2 separate regions of the Homo sapiens genome follow, and region 1 is linked to region 2. Evidence: chromatin contacts called from ENCODE Hi-C data. All regions are on one chromosome and are shown on one strand. Each heading gives the region's core, a stretch centred on a gene start or an enhancer-like site at or near the end of the contact. The rest is flanking DNA. Distances are from core to core; before and after follow the strand shown.

Evidence for each region. Hi-C counts contacts between places; a loop is a spot of excess contacts on that map. Pooled maps may share reads with other maps.
Region 1: a pooled map shows a loop between it and region 2 (5-fold over the local background). The contact joins the promoter of SH2B3 here to the enhancer-like site in region 2. A Hi-C loop is called at or near these places in 4 of 37 single-sample maps with no recorded cell type and 5 of 50 pooled maps.

Annotation. Positions count from the first base shown.
Region 1 is chr12:111,402,921-111,408,279 of GRCh38, reverse strand. It overlaps SH2B3 (SH2B adaptor protein 3), which reads right to left and starts at 2,357. Exons shown (of 8, transcript NM_005475.3): 1 at 2,003-2,357. LINC02356 (long intergenic non-protein coding RNA 2356) reads right to left here. Exons shown (of 4, transcript NR_187522.1): 4 at 4,970-5,142. RefSeq lists silencers at 2,019-2,598, 2,719-2,878 and an enhancer at 4,901-5,150.
Region 2 is chr12:111,990,524-111,996,729 of GRCh38, reverse strand. TMEM116 (transmembrane protein 116) reads left to right here. Exons shown (of 11, transcript NM_001193531.2): 4 at 4,841-4,972. It also overlaps the pseudogene SLC25A3P2. Among named protein-coding and RNA genes, the nearest start is that of TMEM116, 20 kb to the left of the region's middle. RefSeq lists a silencer at 4,471-4,765. Within about 2 kb of position 2,394, at least 3 of the 41 ENCODE cell types and tissues checked have a DNase peak (open chromatin) inside an H3K27ac peak, as active enhancers do.

The DNA.
Region 1 (5,359 bases), core at 1,108-3,607, 590 kb after region 2:
TGGTTCCCATGACTCTAGGAAGTAGGTACTATTAGCACACCCATTTCACAGATGAGGAAACTGAGGTGGGGCAGTTAAGCAAGGCCTTATAGCTAAGGAAGTGCCCAGATCTTCAAAATTCTGCTCCCAAAGACCCAGGAAATTCCAGTGCTATGTATGCAAGAGATGCTCAAGGGAGACTACTGAAGGAACACCTCATAGCCAATAACAGTAACACTAATGAAGGCAATGATAAAATCACCACTACCACCACCACCACCTGCAACTGAACCTCTCTTTGCCAGGCAGCAGGTGCTCATTACACACTGGCTCATTAAATCTCCACTGCAAACCTGTTACTCCCCCATTTTACACAGAGGGAAACTGAGGGCAGAGTCACTTGCCCACGCCTTCAGCTGAACGAAGGCAATAGGAGTAGCAAAGCACAGTCTCCAGGACCCTCCTCACTATCCTCCTCCACTTCCTGCTGAGCCCCTGCAGACCCTGAGCCCCCAGCTGCTGATGCTCTGAGCCAGCCCCTTCCCAGCTGGCCGCTCTGTGGCCCACAGGGACTCACAAAAGTTCTAGGAATGCTCACCCTTTGGCTCAGAAGGATTTTCCCTCCCAGAGGGGGTAGTGGGAAAAGGCTCAGGAAAAGTGCACTAAAAACCCTTCCAACTTCCCCCAGTAGGCCCTGGCTCTCATCCTCCGAGCCCAGCCTGCCCAGGTGGCCTCTGACGGCTCTCCCTCCACGAGGGCAGGTCCCGAGGAGCCTCCAGAGCTGTTTCCACTCAGGCAGCCAGGTCAGTGATGGGAAACCCAGACACAACCTGCGCCTGCATCCCTGGAGACCCACAGGCCCACTGCCCTGGCAGGGGCCCTGAGGCCTGGCTGCTAGCCGGTGTTAGGGAACTGTCATCTCCCCGGCGAGGGGCTGCGGGTCAGATCTCGGTCCCTCCTGCCACCAAAGCTGGCCTTGCCGACATTGCCTTGCCGGGGCCTCTGCTCTGAACCCCCCACCAGATTTCACTTCCTCCCACTCAGCCCAGCCTGGCCGTGCCCCTCCCTGGAGGCCCCCAGCTGCAGGCAGTGACCTCCTCACCTACATCATTGTGGCTGGGAATGGGGAAGAGAAACAGGAGAATGAGGAAACTAAAGAAAAAAAGAAGCGGGACAGGCAGGCAGACCCTCCTCTCCAGTTCCTCAAATGCAGTCCCCCTCCCTCAAAACAAAGCTCCCCTGGCCGGAGGGAGGGAAGGGAGGGAAGGGGATTTCTGCACCAGGCATCAGAGACCTCTGAAATACCATCCCTACCGTGCGGATCTAGAAGACCAACACCCACTCCAGACGTTTTTTGGTCGGGGGATTCCCAGGGAACCCCAGGCAAGAGGTGTGAGAGGATCAATACCAGAAACCTGTCTCTGGGACGCCTAGCCCTGGTGAACCGCCCAATTCAGCAGCATGCGGGGGCCTGGCCCGGTCGACCTCGGCAGTGCAGGAACTGGGGAGAGGGGCTTCCTGAATCAGGGCGCTACCCTCTTAGCCACATGGCCCGGAATGGGGAGTGGGGAGGGGCCGGCGCATCCTCCCCCGCTGCCCCCACACCCAAGGGCTCATCTGTGCTCACAGCCTCAGTTTGACTACTTTCACTTTCAGGGTAGCAATGGGTGACCCCTGACCGCTCCTCCCCAGGCACAAGTTGAGGGGAGGGCCGCCCCCAACCGGCGAGGCTACCGTAGGGTGGGCTGGGGGCGTCAGCGATGCCCTCTCCCCCATCCCACGGCCTCAGTTACCCCAACGCTCTCCCTAACACGTGTGTGGGTGGGGGTAGTGGCTGAGTGGGGGGTCGTAGGCGCTGGGAGCCGTCACCCCGGAACGCCTCCATCCGAGTTGGCTGCAGGGCAGTATTTTGGGCTGGGGGTGACGCGCAGAGCCCGGGCAGAACTGGACACGGGGCCTCCTCTTTCCCCACAAAAGCCCTCCCGGCCCCGGAGGAGGGGAGCGCGGGCAAACGCGGGCTCACCTGAGAGACAGGAGCTCTGGGCCCGGCCGGCCCATGGCGTCGCGCGCCCCCGGGCCCTCGAAATCCCGAGGGGGCGGGCGGGCCCCCGCCCTGGGCGCGTCCTCTCCCGCCCGCCGGCTCCTCGCTCGCGGCTCGCTCGAGCGGGGCTCAGGCAGGAAACCCGGGCTCGGAAAATGGCCAGCGCCTCATCATTTCCGCCGCCAGCGCTTGACAGTTGCGGGAGGATGCGCCCCCGGGCCGCCGCCGCCGGGGAAACTTTGCAGCGGCCGCCGTCGCCACCGCGGGCCGCGACAGTCCGGGCGGGCAGCCGGGCGGAGGCGGTGGCCCGGGCCCATGCCGCCCCGCGCCGTTATGTAAAGAGGAACCGGCCGTGCGAGCGGAGCCCGGCGGGGGAGGCCGGCCGCGACAGGGGCGGGGCAGGGGCGGGGCCACCAGGAGCCACGCCTCAGGCCGCGCGCGAGTCGGAGATTCGGCTGGAGGGGCGGGCCATGAGGGCGGAGCCCGGACTGGCCCCGCCTACCAATCCCGCTAGTCCGCGGCTGCCAGGGTCGGAGGGCTCTCCTGGCGCGGGTCCGGAAAAAGGCGAGGCCTTGCGAAGCCACGCCCACCACGTGCCCACCCGATTTCGCGTCCCACAGTCTGAAGATAGAAGTGAGGATCGGAGGGGCGGGGCGACTTTAGCCCCACCCACTCAACGCCGGCAGGTCACCAGGTGCCTCAGCGCCTGGAGGCGGGGCCAGATGAAGGGGCGGGGCCTAGGGCGGGCAGGGTCGAGGGGCCTGGCCTCCAGGGGGCGCGCCCTTGCTGACTCCCTCCTGCAGGGCCTTATCAGTGCCCGCAGGGCTGGGCGGTGCAATAGCGACCACGGCTTTCATCATCGCCCCAGGGAGGGAGCCCAGCCCTGCCCGACCCTGACTATCTGCGATCATGCTGACCCGACCCGCCACGGCCCCAGGCCCCCGATTTGGGTTCTGGCCCCAGCCCTCAGCTTTGCCTTTGCTACAGCCGGTGCCCGTATAGCCCAGCCTCGCTCCGGCCGCCCGTCCTGTCCCCCAATTCTAGGAGGGGTGCATCTTTCTCCAGGAAGCCCTCTCCGACCGCTGGCTTCCGTGGCCTCTGCGCCCACCCCCCTGCCCGCCCCCGGGCTACTTACATTTTCTCCACGGCCTCATGGGGAGCTGAGACGGACAGTGGGGTTCCCCCTAGTCCGGAGTGGGACATGCTCTCAGCCAGCCTCTCCCCCAACATGTGGGAGGGCGGGGAGGGAGGAATGTACTCTTCTCCCCCTCCCCCAACAGGAAACAAGTCGCCCACGCCCCCAGCTTGGAGGGGCCACCTCGAGTCTTCCCAGGCAGCAAGTGTCTCCATTCCACTGCCTCCCCCTCTTCCTACCCGGGCAAATGACTTGACTTCTCCGTACCTCTCCACTTCCTTGCCTATGAAATGGAAATAATGTGTACCCACTCTCCTGGCAGTGAGAATTAAGTGAGTTAATGCATTAAAGCAGTTAGCTCGAGGCTTGGCTCCAGGAAGCTCTCTGTGTTAAACAAATCGGCCCCAGTCCTGACCTTAGAACTACAGGAAGGGGTTCCCCAGAAGGTGGGGATTTCCAGACTCCGAGTAGATGGGGGAAGGGAGCGGTCTGCTACAGGATTCCTGGTGTCCAATGACCTTGAAGAAAAAGGCCACAAAAATCTGCTTTCCGCACATTTCCAGGCACTGTTCTAGGCGCTGGGAACACAGCAGTGAACAACACAGATATCCCTGCCTGCGTGGAGCTGATATTCTAGTGGGGGGACATAAGGCACGAATAAGCAAGTGGGATCAGCTATGACAATGACAAAACAGTTACGGGATGGAGAGCTGGAAGGGGATGTCTTAGATCCAGGGCTCAGGAAGGACACCTCTGCGGAACTAACATGTGAGCTTAGAACCCTCCATGACAAGAAGGATCCAGGTGCTATAACGTCTGAGGGAAGAGCATTCCAGGCCAAAGGAACAGCATGTGCAAAGGTGCTGAGGTGGGAATACATGTGGTGCTTTGGAATAAAGTCATAAAGGCAGTGGTGACACCTATACTGGTAAGAGATGATGTTTCAAAGGTGGGCCCATCACATGGTGTCTTGAAGGTCTTGGTGGGGACTTTGGGAATTATTTTGAAGGCAGTAGGGTGCCATGGAGGGTTGTGAGGAGAAGGACCTGTGGAGTGTGGGATTCAAGCTGTTCACACGGCATCTGAGGATGTGGGAAGAGGGGTGGGGTGGGGGAATGTCAATGAAGTCTAAACGAGGCCGGGTGTAGTGGCTCACACCTGCAATCTCAGCACTTTGGGAGGCTGAGGCCAGCGGATCACCTGAGGTCAGGAGTTTGAGACCAGCCTGGTCAACAGGGTGAAACCCTGTCTCTACTAAAAATACAAAAATTAGCCAGGCATGGTTGCACGCACCTGTAGTCCCAGCTACTGGGGAGGCAGAGGCAGAAGAATCGCTTGAACCTGGGAGGTGGACACTGCAGTGAGCCAAGATTGCATCACTGCACTCGAGCCTGGGAGACAGAGGTAGGCTCTGTCTCTAAAAAAAAAAAAAAAAAAAGTCTGAATGGATCATCCCATATTATTTGATCACTTTCTTATACCTGGGGACACTGCGGCCAAGAGAGAACAGTTACTTGTCTGTAGCCATGCAGCTGCCAGGCAGCACCCACAGAGCAGCCCGGTACCCAGCCAATGCCAAATGGCTGCTGAAATCTGCCAGCCACAAGCACTTTCCCTCTCACTGCCCAGACAGCAGCTCTGCTGACTTAAATTGGGACTTGTGGTTCTTCCCCTTTTTAATCACGGTTCAAACCTTCTCGCCTGCCAGATTTCTCGGAGGCCCAAACTGGTTTCCTTCCTCGCTTAGTCGCTTCTTGCCCACATCCCCGCCAGAGTCCAGTTTTTTGTTTTGGCGCTCGCTGAGACCCCAAGACTTCTCACTTTTTGTGTTTATTTTCCCTTGGAAAGGCAAAGGGATTCCAACAAATAACCTTCCCATCACCGTGCCCAGATTTGAGAGTGCCGCTGCCACGAACACAGCGAGGTCGTCGTCGCCACTGGGAGGCCGGCCAGCCACGGCTCTTCCCACTCGGCAGGTCACTGGGACCTAAGGAGAGAAAGGGTTATTCAAATTCCCATGACTGATCCGTAGCTCCCGGAAACAAGCCAGGCCGTCTTAGGGGAGCAGGTCCAACCGCCCTTCCTTCTTGCTGTGAAAAACACCAACACCTCCTGCTGGCCAAGTTCCAGAAAGCCGGAGACTCACAGGATTAATAACAATTACAGGCCACGCGCGGTGGCTCATGCCTGTAATCCCAGCACTT
Region 2 (6,206 bases), core at 1,145-3,644:
CTTGTACATTATGCTGCTATAAGCATTCTTGTACATGTTTTCTGGTGCGCAAATGCATAAGCTTATCTAGTATATTTGCCCAATATCAGAATTGTCATAGGATTTCCACTGCCCCTAAATTAATGTCAAACTCTTTTCCAACTGGTTGTGCCAGCAGTGTATAAAGTGTCCTGTTGCTTTTTGTTCCCGTTAATACTTGCTGTTATCAGACTTAAAATTTTTGCCATGGGTGTGTAATTATTTTCTTATTGTGGTTTTAATTTTTCATTTCCTTTATTACTAATAAAGTAGGGCATATTTGCATATGTTTATGGCCATTTGGATTTCCTCTTTTGTTAAATATTTTTGCCTGTTTTTCTGTTGAGTTTTTCTTACTACTTAGTAATTTTTTTAAAACACAGTTTGGATCCTTTGTCAGTTATATGTGTTACAAATATCTTCTATTTTGTGGTATGTCTTTTTACTTTCTTTATGGTGTCTTGACACAGACTCAATTTTTCATTTTAATGTGGTTGATTTTTTTCATTATTTCTTTTAGTACTTTTTGTGTTTTGTTTAGGAAAATTTTCCCTAAACAAAAATTGAAGACATTCTCCTATAGAATGTAAAAAAAAGGTTTACAGTTTTTGTCCTTTCACATTTAGGTCTTTAAACTACTTGGAATAGATTTTTTTTTTTTTTTTTTTTTTTGAGACAGGGTCTTGTTCTGTTTCCCTGGCTGAAGTGCAGTGATGCAATCATGGCTCACTGCAGCCTTGACCTCCTGGGCTCAAGTGATCCTCCTGCCTCAGACTCCCAAGTAGCTGAGACCACAAGTGTGTGTCACCATGCCCAGCTAATTTTTTTATTTTTTATTTTATTTGTAGAGATGGAGTCTCACCATGTTTCCCAGTCTGGTCTTGAACTCCTGGGCTCAAGCAGTCCTCCTGCCTCGGCCTCCCAAAATGTTAGGATTATAGTCATATAGTCACTGAGCCTGACCTAGAACTGATTAGATGGAGTCTCACTCTGTCGCTCAGGCTGGAGTGCAGTGGCATGATCTCGGCTCACTGCAACCTCCGCCTCCTGGGTTCAAATGATTCTCCTGCCTCAGCCTCCTGAGTAGCTGGAATTACAGGCGCCCGCCACCATGCCCAGCTAATTTTTGTATTTTTAGTAGAGATGGGGTTTCACTATGTTGGCCAGGCTGGTTTTGAGCTCCTGACCTCAGGTGATCTGCCCACCTCCCAAAGTGCAGAGATTACAGACGTGAGCCACCATGCCCGTCCTAGAACTGATTTTTTGAGTGTAGTGTGAGATACAAAGTAGGGGCCTAATTTCATTTTTTTTTCCTGTATGGATACCCAATTGTTCTAGCTTCATATTTTGAAAAGACTGTCTCTTTTCCACTGATTGAAAAAGCCACTTATGTCATACATCAGAGATCTATATATATATTGCTGGGTTTAATTTGGGCTATTTTCATTTTATTCACCTATTTGTCCATCCCTGTACTAGTACCACAGTATCTTCACTCTAGGTCTATGTTAGTTTTTGTAGGGAGACCTCCTGAAACTATTGCTATGGAATAAAAGATGAAATGCTCCTGATTATTGTAAATACAAAATTGCATGCAGGATTTTGTAAAGACAATGCAAGGTTTGGCTGCCAGAATGAGCCAACAGTGCGTGATGTGCTTCTCCCTGCAGAGAGCCTATAAACGGACGTGCAGTCAGGGAGGTTTCACATCACCAAGATTACTATCCCAGAAAAGCAGATGTTCATAGCTCTGGGAATGCAATGCAACCCTTGTGGAGAGCCTATAAATAGACACATGAGGGGCGCTTGTTCATATGGATAAGATAGGGTTATAAACGCCCTTATCTTGCCACGGCTTTTCTGGGTCTCTTTAGGGTTAAGGCATACTCCCTTCTGAGAATTTGTGGTCTAACCGGTTGTTTCACATCCTGTTTCTGTTGATTGTTTGCAACCAGCTTTTGCTGCAAATATTACTGCTGATTAGTATCTTACTAAACATAGGTTATGGATAGACTGTGTTTCTGTTTTAAGGCTCTGTTAGAAATTGCTGACACACACACTATGTTGTAAATTCTTATCTCTGTATACTGTACTTATGCATACCGATGTTACATTAAAGAATTACTTCATCCCCATGTGATCATCTCACCTCATAATCAAATGACCCCCTAAATCCCTCACTAACCTACCCCCGCCCTCACTAAACTTAATAATAAATGCCAGTATATCCAGTGCATTGGCGGCATCACAGGACCAGAAGGCGGTGACGCCCTGGACCCAGCTTTCACTATTTTGTGTGTGTCTTTTATTTCTCGACCTGCCGATCCACCTGGGAACAAAGAAAGAGCCCCGTTGCATTGCGGGCTGCTGGCCAGATCCCACGATAAGTCTTAAGATGAGGTGGGGCAAGTTCTTCTTTTTTTTTCAAGAGTGTCTTGGTTATCTTAATATTTTATATTTCTTTCTTTTTTTCCTGAAGAGTTGGGTTTATTTCAATAGTAAATTTGAAACTCTTGACTTAAGTGAAAGTACTCTAGTAATTATATCAGGAATAGACAATTTCCTACACTGTCAAATATATGAAAGTTCCTTTTGTACGTTCTTCAACACTGATCAACAAGCAGTTTCAGTCCACATTTGCTTTGATCTGTCACTGAGTTAACCCAAGCTGCTTCTTCAGAGATTCTGGCATCTTGGGGGAGGGCAAGGGAGGCTGAAGTAGACCTTCACAGAATCATAGATAAACTACTGTAGTGCAGTCAGAGTACCAGTCATAATGATACAGACAAACATTCCCTTCCATACACCTTTAAATCCAAGTCTCTGGAGGACTTGAGAAGCACTGCTACCTTTTTCTTTATTCAACACAGATACCACAGAATCATCAGGGTGAGAAACAATTGCACAAAACACTCCAGGTATGTAACCTGCTACAAATGTTACAACCAGCTCCTCTGTCTTTGAACATTCACCACAGGGCTTCCGAACCACAAACTTGTACAATGCTTCAACAGTACCTTAAAAGCAGGCAAACTTCATCATGGCATATGCTATCTGTCTCATCCAGAGAGGAGCAACCCCTTTGTAGAATGTTTTTAGGCCTTCTTCCTTATACATCTTGGGAGCTGCATCCCTCAAAGTCTTGGTCTAACCTGGTTGGGTTTGAATTTGAACCTTAGCAGCTTCCATAGGGCAATTACAGCAAAGAATTCAGCACTGGCAGAGGCAGCCAAATACAGTGATGTGCACCAGAGATAACATGCTCTGGGAGTATGTTGCTATACAAGACTTTAAAGACTTCATAAAAGCCAAACTTGCAGAACACCTGCATGGAGTGGCCAATGAAAGTCAGAGCCTGTCCTTTAGCCAAAGAATGAACACCATCCTCCTTAAGTGTAACTGAGAATCCATTAAATATGCCCTTCTACTTTTGGGGGTCCACCTGCATACAGCATTTCACTAAACCCAGGGGAATGACCGCAGTGTGTGTCAGACCACAACCTAAGACCCCACGAGAGCCACACAATGCATAATACTTCGTGGAGTCAAATTCACAACTGTACTTTTATAAGGCAGCAGCTGCCAGGTTAAGAGAGCAGTGGGGGGGCCTTGCGGGTCTTGTGGGACCGCTGTGGAGGTCCGTGAGGCCATCGTCCACCAGCTGCAGGTGTGGCACATTGAAGGAGTTCACCCATGCCAGGTGTGCCATGGATGAGAGCTTCTCCCTAAGATGGCAAACACCCCACTGTTACTCCCTTGGATTGTGGCTCACAGGGTGATATTTTGTACTTCCACATCAGATTCAGAGTCAGCTTGTCAAGTTCCACAGGAAAATAGGTTGAGATTTCATTGAGATTGCATTTAATCTTTAGGAGTCCCTCAATAAATGGTTTATAATTTTCTCCATAGGACCAAAACTATTTTTAGATAAGTGGGAATGGGGATGCCAAAAGGAGAAGAATAAGAAGAGACAAATTTCACCAGTGTGGTCAGAAACCGAAAGGCAACACATACAGTTCATTCTGACATTTTTCAGTATTACTGACTTTTTACCCTGACTTTTTATTACTGTAAACGTTTTCATTTTCTTTAAGTCCTCAGCCACATCCCTAAACACTTAGCAGAATACCTCATTTCTTATATTTAGAAGATGTTTGGCTCATGCCTGTGATCCCAGCACTTTGGGAGGCCGAGGAGGGTGGATCACAAGGTCAGGAGATCGAGACCGTCCTGGCTAACACGGTGAAACCCCATCTCTACTAAAAATACAAAAAATTAGCCAGGCGTGGTGCTGGGCGCCTGTAGTCCCAGCTACTTGAGAGGCTGAGGCAGGAGAATGGTGTGAACCCAGGAGGCAGAGCTTGCAATGAGCCGAGATCGTGCCACTGCACTCTAGCCTGGGCGACAGAGCGAAACTCTGTCTCCAAAAAAAAAAAAAAAAAGTAGAAGATGTTGCCTGTGCCACTAAAGCACTCTCAATTGTCTCCTTGTGGTACATCTCCACCACAAAATTTCTCATCTTTCCACTCTTTTTTTAACCCTATACCTAAGAAAGGAGTGTCCCTGTGAGTAAGAAGGTTCAGTACTAATCTATCCATGAGTACTCTGATTCCAGAACAGTTGGGATAACTGTGGTTATAGTGGTTATAGATTCCTTCCTATCTGTAGTCTTCCCTTGCATTGCCCACAATCAACCAATGGCAGAGGCCCCAGAAAAATGATGTCAGTTTCCTACTAGAAACATAAAATGTAAGAACTGTTACATTGTTAACATTCTCCTAGCTACATCACATATGAAATGAGGATTTTATTACTTTGACAGATAAGACCACTTTTTTATCTGAGCTTCTGTGACCTGCTCCTGGGACTTTGCTGGCTCACGGAGACACTTCTCTATGGAGCTTCAGTAGCAAATAAGGACATCATCTGCTATAACCTACAAGCAGTTGGACAGGTGAGTGCTACAAGACTGTCACTGCACCTTGCAAGAAAGGCACACTCAGATCTAGATAGAAACAAAGATGATTCACCTTGGGAAGTGGAGACGTATTTGTTTATTGTTACATTTTGAAACAATAGCTTTTATCTTTTTTCATATTAAAAACACTATATTATAGAATATTTTGAAAATTCAGAGAAGCAAAAAAATAATGTTATCTTTACTCTTTAATTTTTTTTTTTTTTTTTCTGAGACAGAGACTTGGTCTGTCACCAGGCTGGAGTACAGTGGTGCGATCTCGGCTCACTGCAAGCTCTGCCTCCCAGGTTCATGCCATTCTCCTGCCTCAGCCTCCCGAGTAGCTGGGACTACAGGCGCCCACCACCGCGCCCGACTAATTTTTTTTGTATTTTTAGTAGAGACGGGGTTTCACCGTGTTAGCCAGGATGGCCTCGATCTCCTGACCTCATGATCCACCCGCCTCGGCCTCTCAAAGTGCTAGGATTACAGGCATGAGCCACCGCACCCAGCCGTTTTTTTTTTTTTTTTTTTTTTGAGACAGAGTCTCGCTCTGTCGCCAGACTGGAGTGCAGTGGCGCGATCTTGGCTCACTGCAACCTCCGCCTCCTAGGTTCAAGCAATTCTCTTGCCTCAGCCTCCTGAGTAGCTGGGACTACAGGCGCGTGCCACCAGGCCCAGCTAATTTTTGTACTTTTAGTAGAGATGGGGTTTCACCATGTTGGCCAGGATGGTCTCGATCTCTTGACCTCATGATCTGCCAGTCTCAGCCTCCCAAAGTGCTGGGATTACAGGTGTGAGCCACCGTGCCCAGCCAATGAATACTTTTTATAACCTGTTTTTATTATTTATCATATTGTGACCGTATTTCCAGGTAATTAAATACTTTTCTATAACATCATTTGAAATGATTGGATGGTTTTGTGTTACAGGAGTAAAATAAACACTGGATTTTGAAAATACTACAGATAATCATATATGGATTGTATATCTTTTATGAATTTTACCAATGGATTAATCCACATAGTGCCATCAGTATGTAATACTGCTTCTATATTTCTGAGACACGCAGTGTGAAAAAAGTAAAGGTTTAAATGCAGCCTATGCTCACTGCTAGATATTTCCTTTGGAATTTGTTACTAGAGGGGAAATTTCTGTCAATTTAGTAAGAAATTAATAATATGTAATTGGTGGTATAAAATCTGTGCACTAATGTTACCGATCTCATATG